3 separate regions of the Homo sapiens genome follow, and regions 2 and 3 are each linked to region 1. The links are chromatin loops, found by intact Hi-C in ENCODE. Cell type or tissue: OCI-LY7. All regions are shown on one strand. Region 1 overlaps TENT4A (terminal nucleotidyltransferase 4A). Region 2 overlaps SRD5A1 (steroid 5 alpha-reductase 1). Region 3 has its middle 330 kb from the start of ICE1.

The links. Peaks named below come from ENCODE experiments on the same cell type or tissue, not always from the same donor. Only the 100,000 strongest peaks of a DNase experiment are listed, where the experiment ranks them.
Region 2: a loop joins it to region 1, with 3 times the contacts of the local background. A loop is called at or near these places in 3 of 110 quality-filtered maps.
Region 3: a loop joins it to region 1, with 5 times the contacts of the local background. A loop is called at or near these places in 2 of 110 quality-filtered maps.

The regions. Positions count from the first base shown.
Region 1 is chr5:6,718,508-6,726,507 of GRCh38, forward strand. All of the region lies in intron 1 of TENT4A (terminal nucleotidyltransferase 4A), which reads left to right. Among named protein-coding and RNA genes, the nearest start is that of TENT4A, 9.1 kb to the left of the region's middle. RefSeq lists enhancers at 3,173-3,222, 7,605-8,000. In OCI-LY7, a CTCF peak has its summit at 3,072 (motif pointing right); DNase peaks (open chromatin) are centred at 1,614 and 3,824; H3K4me3 peaks cover 1,571 bases; H3K27ac peaks cover 1,366 bases.
Region 2 is chr5:6,647,685-6,655,684 of GRCh38, forward strand. It overlaps SRD5A1 (steroid 5 alpha-reductase 1), which reads left to right. Exons shown (of 5, transcript NM_001047.4): 2 at 4,158-4,324. Among named protein-coding and RNA genes, the nearest start is that of SRD5A1, 18 kb to the left of the region's middle. RefSeq lists enhancers at 1,154-1,847, 1,848-2,539. In OCI-LY7, no CTCF peak of the experiment used is centred here; a DNase peak (open chromatin) is centred at 4,487; H3K4me3 peaks cover 1,637 bases; H3K27ac peaks cover 1,867 bases.
Region 3 is chr5:5,748,062-5,756,061 of GRCh38, forward strand. No RefSeq gene overlaps it. Among named protein-coding and RNA genes, the nearest start is that of ICE1, 330 kb to the left of the region's middle. RefSeq lists enhancers at 4,660-4,719, 4,870-5,009. In OCI-LY7, no CTCF peak of the experiment used is centred here; DNase peaks (open chromatin) are centred at 3,640, 4,970 and 7,980; H3K4me3 peaks cover 3,828 bases; H3K27ac peaks cover 5,002 bases.

The DNA.
Region 1 (8,000 bases):
AGGGTGGCGGTGGCACGTGTGGACCTTGCTTTCTGAGTTTCACTCTCCGAGTCCCAGAGGTATAAGCTTGTGAAGAGAAGCGTGTATGTATGATCACACTAAGCAGATACTTGCTCCTGCACTGTTGGAGGAGGAAGAGGAGTTAATTTCATCAATTAACTCTTCCAACACTCCTTCCATTTAGTAATAGCATCACTTGTTCCTGTCTTTTGTTCCATGGCCAAGCTCCACAAGGTGAAATTGAAAATCGAGTGCAAGACACTGGCTGTGCTGGAGTTGAGGAAAGTTTTGCTGGAGACCTGCTTGCACCATATGTCTGGTCACTGATAGATGAGGACTGGCCAGGTCAGGACAGCTGACACTTGGAGAAGGGGCTGCCCAGGAGGGCATGACAGACTCTGGAAAAGGAGGGTCGGAGTATTAAACTGGCTGGGAATGAGAGGCCTCCAATCTTTTCGCAGGAAAAAAAAAAAAAGGCTTAATGCTCGTGCTGTGGAAGTCAGAATGGAGCAAAGTGGGTTCTGTCTGTCTTGCTGCTGTGAGCGTGTGATGGAACAACAGTGTCATTTGCTTTTTCTCAGAAATATTTAATGCATGTTTGTGACATAATTTTTCAAAGTAATTTTAAGTAAATATTTTAAAGTAAAAAGTTCTAAGATTTGTGTCTCAAGGTAAAGTCTCAAACGTTCTTTGGTCACTATTTAATATGAGATTTTGTCCTCATTTTAAATGGATTCATGTAAGCGTCCTGTGGAAGAAGAGTTAATAGTTATCCTTGGAAAATAAGAACTTTTTATGCCTCAGTTAGGTCATATGGTTTAGGATCTGATTTTGTAGTTGTGGAGTAAAGGTTAAGAAAAAAAAACAGCAAACCTTGATATTCAAATTCAGAAACTTGATTTTTGAGGATGCAACCAGAATTTGGACTAAAGGTACAGAGGGGTGGCAGAGTCAGACCACCCAGACTTGCAGAAGATTGAAGAAGCCGCAGTGCTGCCATGAAGAGGCCCTTTCTAGGAGGTGTGGCTGGCTTGTCAGTGCTTTGTCTTCTCTGCAGTGAATTGGATGGCAAGCCTCGCCCTCTTCGAAAGCTGCCACTCTGAACCTGCCTTGAGAAGCACCTCAGGGAGGGCAGGCAGGTGGTCTCAGTCAGCGCTGACAGGTGTCCAAGTTACCTGACCTGTTGGGAACATGTGCCTGAGTGAGGTGGCCAGGATGCCTTTTCTCCCAACACTGGGGATGCACACTCGTCAGCATCCTATTTTTGAGATTTCTATGTTGTGGTAGTTCTCTGTTGCTGTGTAGCAAATTAACATAAACTCAGAGGCTTAGAAGAACACTCACTTATGGTCTTAAGGATTTTGTGTGTCAGATCAGGGATGGCGGGGCTGGGTTCTCTGCTTAGGCTTTTGCAAGGCTGAAGTCAAGGTGTTGGCCAGCTGTGTTCTCAGCTGGCACTCAGGGTCCTCTTACCAGCACATTCCTGTTATTGTCAGAATTCAGTTCCTTGCAGGATGGAAGTCCTTGATTGCTTGCTAGCTGCCAGCAGGGGAATTGGGTAGGGCGCTGTCAGCTTCTTAAGGCCACCTGCATTCCATCTGCAAAGCAAGGTACTTTGAATTTCTCTGATGTTTTCCGCCAGCTGGAGGAAGCCCCCTGTTTCTATGGGCTTGTGTTATTGAGTCAGGCTCCTGCAGATAACCTGCCTACCTGAAGGTCATGTAGTAGTACAACATGATCATGGTGTGATAACCTCATCAGAGCCACAGGTTCCAAGGAGTAGGGTGTAGGACCTTGAGGGGAGGAGGTTCTTCTGTGGGTAGACTTCCCCTGGCATAGAATCCGTTGATGAGCAGGTTGTGGTTCTTCTTGTCCAACACTTTTCCCCTGACTGGACTCCAGCCCATCGCAATGACTCTTGCAGATTGCCAGTTCCGTCCTCTGGCTTGGTGGTTACTACTGAACTCAGGCAGCCACTATAACCAGGAGAACCTTTCTGTGCTGCACTCAGATGAACATTCTTTAAAATATGTCATTTAAGAAAAGTTTGCAGGACTACTCGGGAGGCAGAGGCAGGAGAATCCTTTGAACTGGAGAGTTGGAGGTTGCAGTGAGCCGAGATCGCACCACAGCACTCTAGCCTGGTGACAGAGCGAGACTCTGTCTCAAAATAAATAAATAAATAAATAAATAAATAAATAAATAAATAAATAAAAGTTTGCAGGAAAGCCGTGTGAATATATGAAAATACAGTGATTGAAAAGTCCTGTTCACGAGGTGTCCTGCATTGGCTAGTTTAGGAAAGGGGTCTTTCCTATGCAGGTGGGGGTTGATGACTTACCCAAGAGTCACCTCTGGAACCCAGTTCTCTTAAGTTGATAGCAGTCTATCTTTGCTTTGCAGAAGATGTGGGGAACACTTGTCCTGCAAGCCCAGGTTCGTAGCAATGTTGGCTTCCCCAGAACCTTGGCTTCAGAGCACTGTGCCTCCTTTAGGAGGCACAAGAAAACTCCCACACGGTTCTTCCCTCTGTCCCTTCCTGAGCCCCCTGAGTGTTTGGCTCTTGTGGAGTTGCTGCTATTACTAAGTTGATCCCACTGCCCTCCTGAGTCTCCTCAGGGAAGGAGGGGCTGTATTGTAGCCCGCATTCTTAGTGCCAAGCACACGGTAGCCACTAAGTAAGTATCTCCCAAGAAAGAAGAGCAGGAGGAGGATCTGCCAACTCAGGAGAGCAGGTGGGGGATGGCAAGTCTTCGGAGTATTCATAAACCAAATGCTAAGGGAAACTTTTGTTGTTTGTCTTAGAATTTTAAAAAATAAAGTCTGTTGCAGTTTATCTGCTTTCCTTCCTGGAGAGTGGCTAAACTAGTGTTCTGTTTTACAATGTAGAATGCAAAAGCAGAAAACATTCAAGAAAATTCTATACTGTATTTGAAAAACATCACCATTTAGTTTTAACTGCTCTTTGTTTCTTATTATAAAAATTAATACCTAACTATGAAAAGTTAGAAAGCCTGGAGAAGTATGGAGGTGAGTTGTCCACCATTGGGCCACTAGAGAGTGCCCTATGAGCCTGTCCCTGGTGTCCTGGACTCTGGTGGTGTGCACTGCATTTGCTGGCAGTGAGCCAGGGGGTGGGCCACATCTGGGCCCGGGCGGGGTGGATCTCTGCAGAAGTTTATCCATCTCTTGGCTGACAGGGTGGGCGAGATGGGAGCAGCTCTGAGGGTCCCTGTTGGCAGAGAATGTCTTTGATTATCAACAACATGCCTTTTTGTTGTGGGCTTGTGATCCTTTTCTTTCCTAAATCAGCTGCCGTGCATAACCAGTTAGGCTCTCCTGTGGCTTCAGATTGGAGTTAGTTTCCCAAGTGCTAGGATGTGGGTGTTAGGTGATTTCTGTCTTTCCGTTTGAAAGAGATTTCAGATCATTGTAACATTTCTGGAATCCTGTCGATCTGAAGGAATGGCTAGGATGTAGTAGTTTAAGGGAAATGAAAAGTCGAATGTATTTTGATGTTTCTGCATCAGACCTGCTCGGTGGAGTCCATTTCTCAGCTTCGGGAGCCACGTGCTTGGCTCTTGAGAGCCTAGCTCCATCAGCCCATGTCACACACTCACAGGTCTGGCTTTAGCTGGTTTCGCCATGGTTTCTAACTTGAGCCTCAGTTTCCCCCCCTGTGAAGCAGAGCCTGTGGCACCCACCTCAGAGAGTACATGAAAGACTTGGAAGCACTCTGTGAGTTGTCATGCGAGAGATTAAAAAGGCCACCGCTGCCCTTTTCTCCTCTCTTTAAGGAAATTGAAACCAAAAATTAAGTCCTTCTTGCCAGCTGGACAGGAAAAGCCTTTTTCTTGGTTTTTGAAAATACAACTTCCACTTTCAGACCAAAGTGAAAACTGCTAAAGACTGAATATTCTGAGTCTTGGGAGTGGGGGGCTAGAGGGGTGTTGTGAATTGAAAGATACCTTTCTATTTTTAAAACATTTTAACAATGCCTTAATGATGAATAATGTCTGTTCTAGTTTTGCATTTGTTAGTTTTTTTTTTTTTTTTTTTTTAACTGTTCTGAAGGTACATCAGCACTGTTCTACAGCTTTAAATAAGAATCTCATCTCCCCAGAGGCAAGGGTACTCTTGATGTATTTGCTCAGGGCTGTATGTGCTGCTCCGTGTAACTCATTTAAAGTTGGTTAAGGTTTTTTTATTTCTTGCACATAGTAGAAGGAGTGGATGAAGTGTTTTCTGAACTCTTTGCAGCTTCTAACATAGTGTTCTGTGTATAGTGAAGGAAAACAAAATTAAGGGCCAGGGAACATTAAGTAGGCAACTAGAACAGCACTGTCCAGTAGAACTTCCTGTGGAGATGGAATAATTCTATTTTTGCACTAATACAGTAGCCACTGGCCATATGTGACTTTTGAGCACTTGAAATGTGACAAATGCAACTGAGGAGCTGAATTTTAATTTTATTTACTTTTAATTAAAATTTAAATGGCCATGTATTTAGACAGCTCTGAACTGCAGTAACTTTAGGCTCTATTTGAAACAGTGTTTGATTCAGTAACTGTTGCTGAAATAAATTGAAACTCATACAACAGTAAAAGCTGTGTTACTCAGCAAGTTATCACTGTGAAAGCTCTAGAAATTGTTTGAGTTTCCAATGCAAATCCTTTTCAAAAAGCCGCTGTTTTAATAGCACATGAAGCATAAAATAGGTTCATAGCAGAGCGCAGCACAGAGCAACATGGAGCAACTGTTATGACCTGGAGTGTCTCCAGTCCAGCATGCAGGTGATAGGTCTCAGCATTTTTGCACGCAGGTTAATGATGGTGCAGACGGTCACTTCCTTCTCTCAACAGTCTTCCTGGTCACGAGCACCATTGTGGCTCGTGTGTGGGGCTCTTTTGGCTTAGCTCTCTGCACGAGTTTGCTCCTTTAGTTCCCAGAGCTGACCCTTGAAATGAGTGATATTACTCCTGTTTTGTAGACAGAAAACTGAAGCCTTGACAGTCTGACGTGACCTGGCAAGAGGTGCTGCAGTTGGAAATGTGAATTCACGGCTGACATCTGGGCACTTTACTCCTAACAGTGTTCAGTGAACAAGACGTCGCTAACATGCGGGGGATGGAACCTAGCAACTCATTCTACAAACATGGTTCAAATATGTTGGTGCAGGGCCTTTTGCTTTGTTTTCCTAAAGAGATTAGATTCAGATGTGGTGGGGTGCTTTGACAGCCACCGCAGGACAAAGTTGATAGCTGTGGGGTTGCGGAGTGTTGAGGATTTCATAGGGAAGCCAGTCCTGCGCAGTAGTACGCTCAGGTTCGTGCTTTCTTGAGGTGTTCCAGAACTGGCCTGGAGGGAGGCTGCAGTGTGGAAGCGGGATTTCTGTCACCTGGAGTATTCTTAGAAGTTGCATTCTATGAAGAGTGGAGCATCTGATGAGCTGTTTACTCGCTGTTTCATCTGACGGCAGTTGAAAGACAAGGCAGGACTGGCAGCGCAGCTGCCTCAGTCAGCACTGCTGCACTGGGGGCTTGACCTGCAGTCTCGCAATCCTGGACTATAACTCATTTTGAAGAGAGAAAAATTAAGCATTAAGTGATTCAAGCGTCTTGCCCAAGGCGCTACTAGAAAATAAAGGCACTGGTGCCCAGATGCAGGTCTGCATGGTATGCAAGCCTGGGCTTCTTCCCACCTCCCCCACAGAGAGGGCACTGGTATGTTGGAGTGAAGAGCCACGCAAGACCTCTGTGAATGGGCAGAGATGGGCCAGTGACGCAACACAGTAAAGTGTATTTTGGTTATAGGCATCGTCTCTAAACTTATGTAAAACATTATTAAAAAATGGAAGGACAACGATGAAATGATGGCCAAAAATATAGAAAAGGATACCTTGCATGTCCTGTGAAATGCAAAGGAATTCTAAAGTGTCATTATGAGTTACCTCATGGAAGAAAGCAAAAGGTGAATCTATCTAGAGTTTGTGGTTCTGACTCACAAGAGACTGATGTTCATGCTGAAGGACGAGTGTGACAGGTGGAAGGATAGAGCACCGAGACCACACTCTAAAGGGTAGGAATCTATGGGAACTATTCAGGGAGATGAAAGCATGGAATGAACTGAAGCTTGCAGACTCGTTGAGTAAAAAGCGCGTTTTAGGATTGGTTTTAGAATAAAATAACAAGGCCTGTGGTTGGGGAAGATGACTTGCTGTTCACAGAGCCTCCCTTAATAGGTGGGGACCTCAGCTTTTCCTCTGCTGCCATCAGGTGAGTGGTGTACAGTCCTAGCCACAGTAGTAATCACCACTGGCCTGACTGAGCCCTCACCCTTTATACAGTGTCTCCTGCCACCCTCCTGGGAGAGGCTGTTCTCGGCACAGCTGGCCTGGGGTCACACAGCTGGTAGGTGTAAAGCAGGCATTGGAGTCCAGGTAGTCTCACTCCGTAGCCTGTCTCTTTAGCCACTGGAAATGTAGAGCAAAGCGAGAATTGTCCAAAGAGATAAGCTAATAAAGAGGAAAACAGGCTGGGTGCAATGGCTCACGCCTGTAATCCCAGCACTTTGGGAGGCCAAGGAGGGCGGATCACAAGTTCAGGAGATCGAGACCATCCTGGCTAACACAGTAAAACCCCATCTCTACTAAAAATACAAAAAATTATCCGGGCGTGATGGCACGCACCTGTAGTCCCAGCTACTTGGGAGGCTGAGGCAGGAGAATCTCTTGAATCCAGGAGGCGGAGGTTGCAGTGAGCCGAGATCACACTACTGCACTCCAGCCTGCGTGACAGAGCGAGACTCCGTCTCAAAAAAAGAAAAAAAAAAGAAAACAATTATGCTGAGTTCCAGAGAAGTGATGTCTGTCTTCTCAGGAGAGATGCCGATGCTGTCTGAGGGCCTGCCCAGTCTCCACATGATTCAGAGACTCCAGAGATGGACAGCTAGTGCCCTGATTTTCCCAAGAGGATTCTGAGGGTGACTTCTGTCAACCAAACAGGAGGACCTGGTGCTGTCATCACCAGTTGTAGAGAGGCTGCGGACCACCTGCTGTGTGTGCCATCTTACACTGCCATTTGCTGATTGCTTCAAAGCTAGAGGTTGTTTCTAAGAGTGCTTCGTGCTAACTAACTAAAACATAATGACATTGTTTTTGTAAAACTGATCCGTGGTTTGTTTTTTAAAGCAGAAAGCTCTAAAGTCACTCAGTCCCACCACCCAGAAGCACAAGCAGGTGGCTGCCACTGTAGGACCTCTCTCTCTAGGCTCGTGTAGATGGACACATGGATTGGTCAGTAGAAATACTTTTATTAAAAGTCTTATCTTTACATAAATTTGCCAAATTATTAATTTTGCTTGAAAGGGAAAGGTGTCCAACTTCAGTTGGAAATACTAGTTTCTAAGAGATACTGCTGAGACTAAGAGCATAAAACATGATGAAAACCTTAAGTGGCTAAGTGCAGCAACGTCAGAGTAAAAGCTTTGATGAAGTCTTGGTTTGCTTGGGCTGTGTAGGTTGGAGGCTCAGCCTTTGTTTCTCCCTCCTCTGGTGCCCAGTGGTGGTGTTTGTGTCCGTGAATTTTCAACCTCTGTAGTTTGTTTGTAGTTATGACCACTGTTGCACCGAACCCTTACCGAGGGCCAGGCCCTGTGCTAAGCACTTGCCAGTGTGGATTTATTAAGTCTTCATGACAGCACCATGTAGGGGGAGCTGCGTCCCTGTGTTGTACTTGGGACGCGATCTGACCTCAGGCACTTCAGGCTCCTGAAGGGTCTGCAGTCTCGTCTCTGCCTGGGAAACCACGATTTGCAGCATATTCCACAGACCTCATGCTCATCATCAGGAGGCTTCCCGGGACTGCTGCCTGAGATTTCTAAGTTCCTAATGTGGTTCATGCTTCTGGTGAGTTTCTTTGAGGCGACGCCCCCTGCGTTGCCTCTGGTCAGCTCAGTCCTGTGGTCCTGCAGGGCATCCTACAGTGTCCTCTGTCTGTGAC
Region 2 (8,000 bases), 71 kb before region 1:
GAATACAGCACACCGATGGGTCTTGTCTCTTTATCCAGTTTGCCAGTCTGTGTCTTTTAATTGGGGCATTTAGCCTGTTTACATTTAAGGTTAGTATTGTTATCTGTGAATCTGATCCTTTCATTATGATGCTAGCTGGTTATTTTGCCTGTTAGTTTATGCAGTTTCTTCATAGTGTCAATGATCTTTACAATTTGGTATATTTTTGCAGTGGCTGGTACCGGTTGTTCCTTTCCATGTTTAGTGCTTCCTTCAGGAGCTCTTGTAAGGCAGTCCTGATGGTGACAAAATCTCTCAGCATTTGCTTGTCTGTAAAGGATTTTATTTCTCCTTCACTTATGAAGCTTAGTTTGGCTGGATATGAAATTCCAGATATGAAAGAAAAGAAAATTCTTTTCTTTCAGAATGTTGAATATTGGCCCCCACTCTCTTCTGGCTTGTAGGGTTTCTGCCAAGAGATCTGCTGTTAGTCTGATGGGCTTCCCTTTATGGGTAACCAGCCCTTTCTCTCTGGCTGCCCTTAACATTTTTTCCTTCATTTCAACCTTGGTGAATCTGACAATTATGTGTCTTGGGGTTGCTCTCCTCGAGGAGTATCTTTGTGGTGTTCTCTGTATTTCCTGAATTTGAATGTTGGCCTGCCTTGCTAGGTTGGGGAAGTTCTCCTGGATAATATCCTGAAGAGTGTTTTCCAACTTGGTTCCATTCTCCCCGTCACTTTCAGGTACAAGAGTCAAACGTAGATTTGGTCTTTTCACATAGTACCATATTTCTTGGAGGCTTTGTTTCTTTTCACTCTAAGTCTTCTCGCTTTATTTCATTGAGTTGATCTTCAATGACTGATATCCTTTTGCCACTTGATTGATTTGGCTATTGATACTTGTGTATGCTTCACGAAGTTCTTGTGCTGTGTTTTTCAGCTGCATCATGTCTTCACCTGTTCTTCTCTAAGCAGGTTATTCTAGTTAGCAATTCCTCTAACCTTTTTTCCAGGTTCTTATCTTCCTTGCATTGGGTTAGAACATGCTCCTTTGGCTCAGAGGAGTTTGTTATTACCCGCCTTCTGAAGCCTACTTCTGTCAATTTGTCAAACTAATTCTCTATCCAGTTTTGTTCCCTTGCTGGCAAGGAGTTGTGATCCTTTGGAGGAGAAGAGGCATTCTGGCTTTTTGAATTTTCAGCCTTTTTGCACTGGTTTTTCCCCATCTTTGTGGATTTATCTGCCTTTGGTCTTTGATGTTGGCGATATCGATACTATTTTTTTTCGGTTTGTTAGTTTTCCTTCTAACAGGCCCCTCTGCTGCAGGTCTGCCTGAGTTTGCTGGAGGTCCGCTCCAGACCCTGTTTGCCTGGGTATCACCAGTGGAGGCTGCAGAACAACAAACATTGCTGCCTGTTCCTACCTCTGGAAGCTTCATCCCAGAGGGGCACCCGCCAGATGCCAGCCAGAGCTCTCCAGTATGAGGTGTCTGTCGGCCCCTACTGGGAGGAGTCTTCCAGTGTGGATACACAGGGGGTCAGGGACCCACTTGAGGAGGTTGTCCCTTATCAGAGCTCGAACTGTGTGCTGGGAGAACCGCTGCTCTCTTCAGAGCTGTCAGGCAGAGACGTTTAAGTCTGCTGAAGCTGCGCCCAGAGCCGCCCCCTCCCCCAGGTGCTCTGTCCCAGGGAGCTGCGGTTGGCTCTGCCCAGTTCGAACTTCCTGGGGCTTTGTTTACACTATGAGGGTAAAACCGTCTACTTAAGCCTCAGCAGTGGTGGATGCCCCTCCCCCCACCAAGCTCTAGCATCCCAGGTCAACCTCAAACTGCTCTGGAGCAGCGAGAATTTCAAGCCAGTGGATCTTAGCTTTCTGGGCTCCATCGGCATGGGACCCACTGAGCCAGGCACTGGAGAGAATGGTCTGCTGGTTGCGAAGACTATGAGAAAAGCGCAGTGTCTGGGCCAGAATGCACCGTTCCTCCTGGTACAGTCTCTCATGGCTTCCCTTGGCTAGGAAAGGGAAATCCCTTGACCCCTTGCACTTCCTGGGTGAGGCGATGCCCCACCCTGCTTCGGCTCGCCCTCCGTGGGCTGCACCCACTGTCCAACCAGTCCCAGTGAGATAAGCCAGTTACCTCAGTTGGAAATGCAGGAATCACCCACCTTCTGTGTCGATCTCGCTGGGAGCTGCAAGACCGGAGCTGTTCCTATTCAGCCATCTTGCCCGCCCACCCTTCACAATCTATTAATATATAGAGAGCAGTAATATTGCCCAAAAAGGGAAAGTTAATCTTTGTGGTTAATCCTCTCCCCTGAGTCTCATTTTGCCTTTTCTAGAATTTCATAAGTCTAAATTGGATTTATTTCATTGGTAACAGTGCTATTCATGTTGTCTTTCTTTCTTCTCGGGTCAGTTTTGGTCATCTGTGTCTTTCAAGGACTTTGTCTATTTCATCAAGTTGTTAAATTTATTGGTATAAGGTTGTTCATAATAGTTCCTTATTATCTGAGTGGATCACGTGAGCCCAGGAGTTCAAGACCAGACTAGAGATCAGACATAGAGAGACCCTGTCTCTACAAAAAAAAGTTTTTAAATTAACCAGGTGTGGTGGTGTGTGCCTGAGGTCCCAGCTACTCAGGAAGCTGAGGCAGGAGGATCACTTGAGCCTAGGATGTTGAGGCTGCAGTGAGCCATGATTGCCCCACTGCACTCTAGCCTGAGTGACAGAGCAAGACCCTGTCTTGAAAAAAAAAAAAAAAGAGTTCCTTATTATCCTCTTAAGGTCTGTAGGATATGTAGTGATGTCCCCTCTTTCAATGTGTTATACACTTATATTAAAAAGAAAATTCAAACAGAGAATAACATTTTGCATTCTCTTTATAATTTTCTAATTTCTTGTCCTTTTATTTTAACTCCTTAAACCTTTAGTAAAATGCACCTAAGCCAGTGTGGTACAACAGAACGTGATCTTTCTTTTTTTTTTTTTAATTATACTTTAAGTTTTAGGGTACATGTGCACATTGTGCAGGTTAGTTACATATGTATACATGTGCCATGCTGGTGTGCTGCACCCACTAACTCGTCATCTAGCATTAGGTATATCTCCCAATGCTATCCCTCCCCCCTCCCCCCCACCCCACAACAGTCCCCAGAGTGTGATGTTCCCCTTCCTGTGTCCATGTGATCTCATTGTTCAATTCCCACCTATGAGTGAGAATATGCGGTGTTTGGTTTTTTGTTCTTGTGATAGTTTACTGAGAATGAACATGATCTTTCAATTGCCCCGATTTACATTTAAGCTCAGCCACTCACTAGCTTGTGGCCTTGAGCAACTTACTTTACCACTCTGAGTCTTAATTTTATCCTCTATCAAATGTGGATAAGAGTGCCTCTGCCTGGTTAGCTGAGCTGGGGGCAAGGAGTTGCTGGGGGAATTGGGGGTGGGGCTAGCAGGTGAAAGTGCTCAGTGAATGGAAGCCATTGCAATGGTGATGGATGATGTGATGATGTGTTCCAAATCTTATTACTTAGACTAGGACTAGTTAATGGTTTTAGGATAGTGGAAATCTTGAGAGCCTCTTGAAGCCCCTAGTTTTCTCAAATTCAGTGTATTCTGTTTTATATTGCATGTAAGTAGAATCTGGAGTTTGTACACTGTGGTAAACATGATTGAAACGTGGTAATGCTTTATTGAAAAATCTGCTTTTTGGCTGGATACAGTGGCTCACGCCTATAATCCCAACATTTTGGGACAACAAGGCAGGAAGATCACTTGAGGTCGAAGTTTGAGACCAGCCTGAGCAACAGATTGAGACTTGGTCTCTACAAAATAATAATAATAATAATAATAAGTGTGGTGGCACATGCTTGTAGTCCCAGCTACTCGAGAGGCTGGGACAGGAAGATCGCTTAAGCCCTGGAGCTCAAGGCCGCAGTGAGCCATGATCAAGCCACTGTACTGCAGCCTGGGCAACACAGCAAGAACCTGTCTCAAAAAATAAAATTAAAATCAAAATCCACTTTTAGCTTAGATATAATAAATTAGTATAAATGTTACTGAGGATGACATTTGTACAAGAAAGTAAGATTTAAAACCCAAATCATTTAAGATAGGATTACAGAAATGATTATCTTTAATTTTTTAAAAAATTGTGCCTGTTTCTTGTTTCCTAAGGTGCTTAATTTACCCATTTCTGATGCGAGGAGGAAAGCCTATGCCACTGTTGGCGTGTACAATGGCGATTATGTTCTGTACCTGTAACGGCTATTTGCAAAGCAGATACTTGAGCCATTGTGCAGTGTATGCTGATGACTGGGTAACAGATCCCCGTTTTCTAATAGGTGAGTGTCCACAGCAGTGAACTCCGCCTTGTTCACATCATTGCTTTTATATTGATGTCCCAGTGGTTTCTAATGAGAAAGTCCAAGCTTCCTGTGAGAACAAAGACAACAGAGAAAGCAGCAGCACCCCGGAGTCCCATGGGAGAGCCCAGCTGTCTCAGCACAGCTGGGGGCAGAGAGGTGACGCAGGTGCTGGGCACCTTCCCCCGCACGGGCAGGCACTGAAGCACAGGTGCCTGGTCAGGCCAAGAACCCAAAAATAGCAGTGGGCTGTAGCAGAATGAGCAGGGACTAAAGATTGAGACCCTTTGGCCACTCATTGACCACATAATCTCCTGCGGTTCCTTCCATGACATGAGGAAAACCCAGACTGGGTTAGCTTCCTACAGTGCAGCTTCTGTGATTCTATGAACTTGAATCAACTTTTAGGTCTATGAAGTTGTTGAATTTTTTTATTTGTATCAGTTAATGTGAATTAATGTACATTTTCAACCTCTAATTATAACTTTTTAAGTTCTAAGCAAAAATGAAAATAAAACAGCCATCAAAAATATTTGCAAGAGCATTAAAAATTAACACTCTGGCTGGGTGCAGTGGCTCACACTGTAATCCTAGCACTTTGGGAGGCTGAGGTGGGCAGATGACTTGAATCCAGGAGTTCAAGACCAGCCTGGGCAACATGGCGAAACTCCAGCTCTACAAAAAATACAAAAACGTAGCTGGGCATGGTGACACGCACCATGGTCCCAGCTTACTCAGAGGCACTGAGGTGGGAGGATCACCTGAGGCCAGGAGATCAAGGCTGCAGTAAGCCATGATTGTGCCACTGCGTTCCAGCCTGGGTGACAGAGTGAGACTCTGTCTCAAAAAAAAAAAAAAAAAAAACTCAGGGATCTTATATATAAGAAAGGTTCTTCTATATATTTGTTTAGTCTATCCTAGCATTTAGATATTAAACCATACTGAGGTGTTGCTTACAATGGTAGCATGCTAAAAGTCTGAAGTCAGTCTGTCAGATTTGCAAACTACCCTGCAGTGCTTCACCTTAAGCTACATAAAGTGACCTTACATTGCATTGTGCTTTTTCTCCATGTGTATTAATTTATAATCATAGAAATAAACTAACACTTGGATAGTACTTTGTTGCTGAGAGATCCCTTTCACATTTCTCAGCCATGTTTTTTGTTGGTGAATTAGAATTTTATTCCAAGGTTTCATCATACCTGAGGATCGTTACAGTGAGACACCTGTCCCTCCTCTACAAAAGGAGGGTTGGCTGAGAAGGCGTTTCAAGATCCTTTTCTAGCTCCAGAGTCTGTGCCTCCATGAAATGCTAGACTAAATTCTTTGGTACTAAACTGTTGTACACTACCCCCAAATATCTTCTTGGTTTACCTGCTTTTTGACTACTTTATTTTCTTCTGCCCTACCTGTCAAGAGGAAGAACAGGCTTTTGAGTTCCTGTGCAGATCACACGATTTATGCCTCCCCATGTTCTCTGAGGCAGAAAGGATGTCCCTAAGATGTGAAAGGTCAGAAGAGTTACACAGCTGGCCCAAGACATCTAGACGCAGTGAATGGCAGAGCGGTGATTTCCACCACCTCACCAAGCTGAGCTTCCGCAAGTGGTAACAAGGAATAAGAGGAAGGGGAATTTCTTTCTTTTTTTCTTTTTAACTAAAGATACAGATTTTAAATGTTTGCCAGAGAGTCTCATGGGACTCACCTCTATGGTGAACAACAACAGAAGAACCCTCCTGTTTAAAGTAGCTCCGCAGATGGTTCGCATCACGTAGAGGTGACTGTGAAGCTGGTCAGAGATTCCAAACACCAATCAATTGTAGACAGACCTCTTGACTTCTCTACAATTAAACAGAAGGATTTGAAAAGGAAAAAATATGCCAAGTGGAAGACAATCTAGGTTACCTTTTGTGTGTTATATTTATTGCCTAGAGTTTATTGTTTTTGTGAGGAAACAGACGTGAAATTACATAAATAAGTAATTATGCCTACTGTAGTTACCATGAAGTAATAAGCAAATAATAATAATATATTTTTTTTTTTGAGATGGAGTTTCTCTATCGCCCAGGCTGGAGTGCAGAGGTGCAATCTCGGCTCACTGCAACCTCTGCCTCCTGAGTTCAAGAGATTCTCCTGCCTCAGCCTCCCGAGTAGCTGGGACTATAGGTGCATGCCACTATGCCCAACTAATTTTTTTTATTTTTTTTAGTAAAGACAGGGTTTCATCATGTTGGCCAGACTGGTCTTGGACTCCTGACCTCAGGTGATTCACCCGCCTCAGCCTCCCAAAGTGGTGGGATTACAGGTGTGAGCCACCATGCCCAGCAAATTTCTAACAAAAGGTTTTTCAAAACAGCAAAAGTGGTTAATCTAAAATATTTTATAGAAAGATTTTAAGTTTTTTTTTTGTTTGTTTGTTTGTTTTTTCTTGAGGCAGCCTGTCATCCAGGCTGGAGTGCAGTGGCGTGATCTTGGCTCATGGCAACGTGTGCCTCCCAGGCTCAAGCAATTCTTGTGCCTCAACCTCAGAGTAGCTGGGATTACAGGCTTGCGCCATCTTACCTGGTTAATTTTTGTATTTTCAGTAGAGATGGGGTTTCACCATGTTGGCCAGGCTGGTCTTGAACCCCTGGCCTGAAGTGATCCACCCACCTTGGCCTCCCAAAGTGCTGGGATTATAGGTGTGAGCCACTATGCCCAGCCAGATTTTAAGATCTTATAAATGGAATTAAATATTTAGCTTAGATGAACACAAGTACTAGTTTTCTTCCAATCTAAGCAATAAAGGGAGCTTGTCTCCTGGAAGAAACATAAAGTAACCATGTTATTTAGACAACATGATTCCTTTCTAGAATCTCATATTGGAAGCCAAATTACCTAGGGGTGAAATACTAAAATCCCAAAAAGGTAGCAAATCAACTATAAATGTATGGATCCAATAAATGACTTACAAAACGTATTATAAAACTTGGTATGAACTGCTTTGCTTAGGAAAAAAAAATAAAAGCTGATTACAGTGGCAAAATCAGAAGGAAGAAATCTTGAAACCCTTGCTATAGACCAGAAGGTTTTCCATGTCCTTTTTCTAACTGTGAAAAAGTATTCAATGTCACTGGTGATGACTCAGATAATAATGATGCCCCACGTGTACATTGATTTAATATTGAACTGAATGCCAGCACTAAGCAGCATCTGTCTTTCCCATTTTAAAAAAGTATATCAGAACCATCAAGTTAACCTCTTTTTATCAATATTTCTTTTATAAAACACTGTTTTGGCCTTTTGCCTTTTCTTGATGGAATTAATTGATGTGATACTAACAACTCTCCTTTAAGTGATGAAAAATCCCTGCGGATTCGTAAGAATAGGAGAGAAAACTGGGGATACCGTGGGATTCTGGGGAGAACCATGCAGGCGGCCACGGGAGACTCTTGTCAAGAACCGAGGAGGAAGGACTGACCGAGCAATGCTGATTGATGAGCCTGCAGGAATTCTGCTGTGGGGGAAACATAGATGCGCATTAATTTGTTTAAATGAGGTTGTAAATAAGAGAAGACCAGAGATCTACTCCTAGGAACTGCCACCCTTCAAGGGGTGACGTACAGCCAGTGGTGACAGAGCAGCACAGGAGCATCACCCCTCCTGGTTCATGTGG
Region 3 (8,000 bases), 970 kb before region 1:
TTAAGTCTTTAATAGCAGTTTACTCTGGGTTTATAAAATAATGTGCATTTTATGTGCAGAAGGAAATTACCACAGTTGTATAAGGGGCTCTTAACTGAAATTATATTTGAGTTGGTGGCACTTGTTATCTGAAACACGGGGATTGAAATCAAAGCTGGCATGGAAGTTTTCTCTGTTTTTGGTGGTGACTTTCACTGAGTCATGCTTTCAGCCTCCCAAGTGCATTGGCATGTGTTATCTCACTGCAGAATAACAATTTTATAAAGAGAGACTTAGATGATTTCACCAGTGAAGGAGATGAGAACCAGTGTTTAGGTGACTTGGCCATGGTCAAAAGCTTGAAGGTGGTATAGGTACAACTTGATCCAACCAAATCTCACATGCATCTGTGCTCTCTCCTCTCTCCACACCTTTTTTCATGGAGGACAACTTGGAGAGGACTTGCTCTTACTGAGGTGACAGAGGAAGGGCAGGAAGCAGTCTTCTGAAAGTTTCTAGTGTATAATAACCATATTTCTTAAACAGCTGAATCTGCATGAGAACAATTCTAGCTAAGAGACAAGGATACTTTGATTCCATTGGGCTATTATTGAGTACTGTACCCTGTAGTTCTGCGTCTGCAATCCTGTGGTTGACATATGTGTGTATAAGATGAGGTATCATCTAGCCACACAAGCTTACATTAATGTTAGTTATCAGAAAAATTTTCCAGGAAAAACAGCCAATGTCTCATGAGTGCCAAATTACTTCAGGGAGGGCCTTATATTTCCAAATTAAATTATTTCAGCAAAGTTTATGCATAAATTCCAAGCATGCAGAGATTATTTAGGAGATGGTTGCTATGGTAGAAAGCAGTGAACATCCTAATATAGAGATAATCACAGTTCATTTTAAGTTATTCCAAAATGTAAATCTTTGTGAAAAGTTGCTGCCAAAATATCTTACTTGCTGAATAGTTTGATATCTGAAGATAGGCCATTCTACTGGAAATTGATATTTGTAATCCTTAGAGAAATTTAATCCAAAATGTTTAAACTCAGCATATTTTCTGAGATCTAACTGTATTGATTTTTAAAGATCTGGATTGCTTGTTTAAATGTTTTATAATGGTTTGTCATATACATAGATGAAATTTTTAAACACAGTTCTTTAAAGAAGGGCAATTATGTTGTTTACAGTTTGTTTTAATGTTATAAACCCTATAAAATGTCTTGGCTTCCATGAGTTTTGTAAAAATTCTTCCCCAGTACTCCCTCATTATTTTAAAATAGAAGTGCTGCGATGATTTTTTTTTTCAAATTTTGAGATACAGGGGAATTGAGAAGACTCTGAGAAGCTAGAATATGAGGTCATACCCACTCACTGGGCTGAGGTAGACACTGTAGGAAAGCCCACAGCGACAAGATTCAGGAGGAAGCCTAGGTTAGCCTAGTGAATTCACCTGCGTGACTTAATAAGTATTTATCACATGATGAAGAATACACTGAGACTATAGGAATTAAGTAAGGTAGCAGCATCCCGTGGAGTCAGAGGCTGACAGGAAACAGGGACTACAGTTTTCCCAAGCTGAGGCAGTGTCTGACCTCACTGTTAGGTGTTAGAGGAATGAGTGCTGGCTCCCAAGCTCAGAATTTAAAGACATGATTTTTGACCCTGGGGGTATTTCAGAAATAAAAGCCTAGATCCAGGAACTCAGATATAAAGATTTAAGTACATGGTGTCAAATAAGAACAAACCTGGAACTAGATAAAGAAAGACTTTTTATCCAAAGGGACTGTTTCAATGAAGGGAGGGGAACTACTGATGTAGGGAGTGTGCTCTGGCCATAACATGTGCACTTGTCTCAGAGGTCAGCAGAAAAGACTCTTCTTTTATAGAAAGAAGTGAATTAGGCTAGAAAGAGCTGGCTTTAGGAGAGTAGGTGGTGTGATGGCACAATCCATCAGGGAGTGTTTTTCTCTAACTGATTCCTGAGAGAGGTGGTTAAGGAGAGATTGTCTGCTGGTTCAGATGGAGGATAAATTGAAGTATAGAGACCTTGGAGAAGGAGAGAAGTTTGGTGGATCAGGTATTTTCCTCAGATTGGTGAGTGAGTGCAAAGAGTTCAGCTCATTATTTAAGAGGCAAGGAATGGGAATTTGAAGGATCTGTGTCTGTTTTTTCCGTAGGTATACAGGGGAGCAACTGTGAGTCTTGTATACGTTACACAGAGAAGAGTGATTCTTTGCAATAAACTGTTTCCCAGGACAAAAGAGGGTGGGAGGGTTTCTTCAATTATCACTATTGTTCAGGATCACAAGGCTCAGGTAAAATTCAACATTGTCAAGGGAACAAAGGACCTAGAACCCTCATGCTAGTCCAAGCTGCAAGTATAATTCAATACTGAATCCTCACATGCAGGACCTAACTCTCATCCTACTTAAAATCATGACTGATCAGACAAACTCAAGTTGCATGAACTGGTCCTAGGGGTGGGAGAGGAATGGTGCACAGATGAAGAGGCAGGTAGGGTCAGACCCGAAGCAACGGGTGTGCTAGTCCCACTCTGTTGGGTCACCGAATCCCTCTTACAATACGGGTTTCATTGCAGAGCTTTCTGTAGATGAGTTTCTTGTATTGTTGCATAACAAGATCTTAAACCAGAAGGTGAAAAATCAGTTGTGACTGCAATAATGACTGCATTGCAAATCCAAGTAACTTTCATTACACAAATCTAAACTAATTCTGAATTTTCCGAAAGCAGAAGACTACGTTTTGTTATTTTACATTGGGAAAATTGTAATGTCCCCAGCCCGACAGAAATGCCCACTGATTCCTCCCAATATCATTAAAAAACATTTAAACTTATAAAGGAAAATTTGCAAAACATTTGTGCACGTTATAAAATGATCTTCAAGCCATCTACATAATTATTTAACAATTAATGAACTATTTGAGGCTTTGCTTGCAAAATACAATATCAGATAAAAATTATGTTTTGCTTTACACTGAAGGAACATACTGCTGCACCATGTAGATAAATCATAAGATAGTGTGTTAGTACTGTGCAATGGGTGCAGATAGCATTCACCAAGATAAGAAAAAAAGGCACCTCACATGATGTTATCCTACTGCTTGAAGAGTTCCTTGAGTGGGGCTGAGTATCGAAGTGGAGGAGATGGTCACAGGTATTTGCGTGGGGAGAAAGGCAGCAGGACTGAAAGGGCAGATCTGAGGGTTATTCATGTGCAAATCCAAAGATTTGCAGACTTTTAAAGTGTAGACAGAGGAAGAGGTTGAACAGAACTCAAAGATATACTCTAGTGATAAGAGTTTATGGTTCTTATTATAACCATAAACTCTTGTTTATGGTTGTGCCTGGAATTACCTTTTTTGAACGGGATGCTTCAATTTGTATTATGAATAATTATGCTATCTGCATGAACTAAATCTTTTAATTGATATACTTAATCCTTTAATGGATTTTTCTAGGCAGCGGTTAATTTTAATATTTAGTTAAGAAATTATCAGTCTTCTGTGGGTTAACTGTTTTTTTTTCTATCTCCTGGAAACTTTTATAAGTTTCTTTCTACCCCTGATATTCTTCAGTTTCATTATGACGTAACTAGATACAGACTTTGAAAGTTTACCCTGTTGCACATACACCCAGGAAACACCTGTGAAGTTATGTCTCTTTTTACTTCAGGGATATTCTAAGCCACTATCTCTTCAAATGTTGCCTGTTCACCATTCCATCTAACTCCAACTCCAGGTGAATGTCGGAGCTTCTCAATTTATCCTTACTCTTTTACGATCATTTTTATGTTTTCTTTGTTCTAAATTTCTCTGTAATTCAGGTTGAGTACTCTGGTGCTGTCTTTTGTTACAGGTATTTAGACAAGCATGAGCAGGCCAGGAAAGGGCCCTCCCTCATCCACTAGGAATGTCAGGTGATGGTTCGACAATGATCACTTTGCCTCTCTAAAAGTGATAAATTGTCAGCGTGTGCCAGGGAGAGGCCATTTACTGATACCCCACAGCTGTTGCAGTAAAGTGTTCATTGAATGCAGGCGCCTGGGAGAAGTAACTTCCTGGGCATGTGCATGAAGAGACAAAATGGCGGAGTATGACCCACTCGGGGCACTCCACAGGAAAAGGGAAGAAAGCCTCAGACCGGCATGTGCACAGCTTCTTAAACACACTGCCTGTGCTCACTTCCCAAGGCTAAGGAGGACACCGTGCATCTGGGAAATAATGCCCCCCCTGAGGGAAGAATCATGGGAAAGGGGCAAGCCTACAAAGTCCTGGGGTCAAGGTTAAACACTGCACCTGACCTCAGTGCCCACTTGGGACTCTTCCAAGCGTACTTTGTTTTCTTCCCTGTTCTAAAGCCTTTTTAAATAAACTTCCACTCCTGCTCTGAAACTTGTCCCGGTCTCCTCTTCTGCCTTATGCCCCTCAGTTGAATTCTTTCTTTTGAGGAGGCAAGAACTAAGGTTGCTGCAGAGCTCTACAGACTCACCGCCGGTTACTTGGATACCTTCCACTGGTAACATACTTGGGGCCATGAGACTTGGATATTTGCCACCACAACATTTTAATTCCCTAACACCTTATTCTTATTACACATTAATTACCCTGTTGAAATTTATTTTTTTATACTTTCTAACTGGCTCTTTAAATAGTCTCTTTCTACTTGGTTTGTGTTCGCTTTCTGTTCTATTGCTCTTATTTTGTCTCTTTGGATGCCACTCTCTCTTTTGGAAGACTGCTCTCTCACTTGCACTTTCTTTGGGATGAATGCTTTCTTTAGTGAGTTTGTGGAGCTCAGACTTCCATCACTGGGACTGTCTTTCTTCACGTGCTTTGGAATTTTAGTTTCCAGGCTTGTCTCAAGTTGTTTCATGTGTATGTTCACCTGTGCTTAATTTTCCCCTCCCTGTCTGCACACAGATATAATAGCACCCACTTATTTGCAGTTTCACTTCTGTGTTTTCAGTTACCTTTGGTCTGTGAACCCAAAATAACTCAGTCATATCTCAGTCAATTTAGAAAGTTTATTTTGCCAAGGTTAAGGACGCACCAGTGACTCAGCCTCAGGAGGTCCTGATAACATGTGTCCAAGGTGTTTGGGGTACAGCTTGCTTTTATACATTTTAGGGAGACATAATACATCAATCAATACATGTAAGATTTACACTGATTTGATCTGGAAGGGCGGGACAACTCGAAGGTGGGAGGGGGGACTTCCAGGTCGTAGATAGATGTAAGCATATTTTAATTGGCAATTGGTTGAAAGAGTTATTATCAGTAGAACAGAATGTCTGGGTTAAGATAAGGGGTTGTGGAGACCAAGGTTTTATCATGCAGATGAAGCCTCCAGGTAGCAGGCTTCAGAGAGAATAGGTTGTACATGTTTCTTATCAGACTTAAAGTCTGTGTTGATGTTCATGCTGGAAGGGTAGAATGAGGTTAGGTCCAACCCCCTCTTCCATCATGGCCTGAACTAGATTTTCAGGTTAACTCTGGAATGCCCTTGGCCAAGAGGAGAGGTCCACTCAGATGATTGGGGGCCTTAAAGTTTTATTTTTTGTTTATAGGTCTACGGTGGCCCAGAAATATTAAATAAAAAATTCCAGAAATAAACAATCATAAGTTTTAAATTCTTTCTGAATAGCATGATGAAATCTCTCACCATCCTTCTCATCCTGCCCAGGACAAAAATCCTCCCTATGTCCAGTGGATCCACACTGTCTACACTCCCTGCCTGGTAGTCACATAGCAGCCATCTCAGTTATCAGATTGACTGTTGTGGTATCACAGTCCTTATATTCAAGTCACCCTTGTTTTACTTAAGAACGGCCCCAAAATGCAAAGGTAGTGATGCTGGCATATTATCATAATTGTTGTATTATTAGTTATTGCTGTTAACTCTTTCTGTGCCTAGTTTATAAATTAAACTTTACCATAGGTACATATATAAGAGAAAACATAGTACATAGAAGGTTTGGTGCAACCTGTGGTTTCAGTGTTCACTGGGGGCTTTGGGACACATCTTCCTTGGAGAAAGGAGACTACAGTGCTACTAAGGCTTCAGGGGCCCATTAAGGCCTAGTTCAGAACTCGGTTCATATCAGCTCTTCAGCCCTGTCGCTGCAGGGACACACGATGGTAAGTGAGCCTCACTGGTCCCTGCTCACAGAGGTCTCCTCCAGTCTATGCTGCTCAGCAGGAATGGGTCTCCCATCTGATTCTGAGGTCTGAGTCTTGACTCTACTAAACACAGTGTGTTTGGGTCCCATTTCTGCTTCACAGGAATGCGTATCCCATTTTAGTGAGGTTATGCTCTTGTAATACATTTTTGTAAATTCACTACTCGTCTTTACCTGAAGTAGAACAAGGAGAATCCCATGGGGAAGGCACCTGACTCAATGTGTTTTTCTGACCAATCACTTCCTTTCTTTGGTGCTTACAAGACATGCTTGAAACTAGGTAATTCCAAGCTAACTTTCCAGAGGTCCCTGTCCTGACATCTAACAGCAACAGCCTTAGCCAGAGTCAGCCAGATGATCAGTTTTAGAAATTGAACCCAATAGAGACAGCCCTGGGGGATCCTGCCTTACATTTGCACCTGTACTTCAATTATAATTAAATTGTTCATCTGGTTGTTTGCTTCACTTACATGTTAAGAAAAACAAGACTCATTCTGTCTCAGTGACTTGAAAGTTTGGTTTGCTACTGTAAGCAGAAAAAAAAATAGGTGTGATTAGTGATTTCCAGTTTCATTGGAAACTGAATATGTTTTTTGTTTTGTTTTGTTTTGTTTTTGAGATGGAGTCTCACTCTGTCGCCAGGCTGGAGTGCAGTGGCGCAATCTCGGCTCATGGCAACCTCCACCTCCCAGGTTCAAGTGATTCTCCTGCCTCAGCCTCCCGAGTAGCTGGAACTACTCAGGCACCCGCCACCATGCCCGGCTAATTGTTTGTATTTTTAGTAGAGACAGGGTTTCACTGTGTTATCCAGGATGGTCTTGATCTCTTGACCTCATGATCCACCCGCCTCGGCCTCCCAAAGTGCTGGGATTACAGGCGTGAGCCACCGCACCCAGCCGGAAACTGAATAGGTATTACAAGGAAGGAACAGTCTCTGTTTTCCTGAACTTCCTCCCGTTCAAGTTAAACTGGAGAAGATCATGCCAGGAGAAAAGTGAGTATTTCTTCTTTAAATGATCATAGTGAAAGCTTCCTGTCTTTGTGTTAAGACTGTTTACATCACAGAATGAGTAAATGTTAGAAAATTGAAAGGACACTGGGATATTTATGGAAATTAGCATTCACTTGAGACATTAAAATGAGGATGAAATATTTATATTTTCTACTCAGCTTATAAATAGAGTATTTCCCTGTTGAGATTTCTCCCTGCTGTTATAATGCTAATCTTTTTATTCAAATGTTCACAGACTCTCCATTTTCAAGATGAGTGATGTGGGTTGGGCCTGAGTCCTGGTGTTTCCTTGGGTGGAGGTCCTCCCTTGTCATCAAGTTCAGAAGTGAAATAACAACAAATGCTCTGGCATTTCGGTGGCCTCATCCTTTGTACTGGATTGCCTTTCTCTCTTGTTTTCAGAACCTCCATGAACATAGGATTTGAAGTATCTCTTAACCTTAGGAAAGTCTGTGACGTTCATAGCATTCATTGTGGCAAAACTTGTAGATACTCAAAATCTACTCTGTATGTCAGTTCAAGTCACACTTTTATGAACAATAACAGTAGCAATATTTGGAATAAGAACTATTTTAAATAAATGTTCATCAATTGTCTTAGACAATGTTAAGAATGTGTGGTATGCAAATAATTCCTAAAGATGTCAATACATTCTGCCCCAAACTAAAATAAAAATGTATTCATGCACCATTGAGCTTGTGGGCAGAGACTTTGGGGCTAGAAATGAACTGGTCTGTTCCTCACGGTAATCACTGCAGGTGCCCATTGGTGCATCTGGGTGTGAGAATGGACGGGAG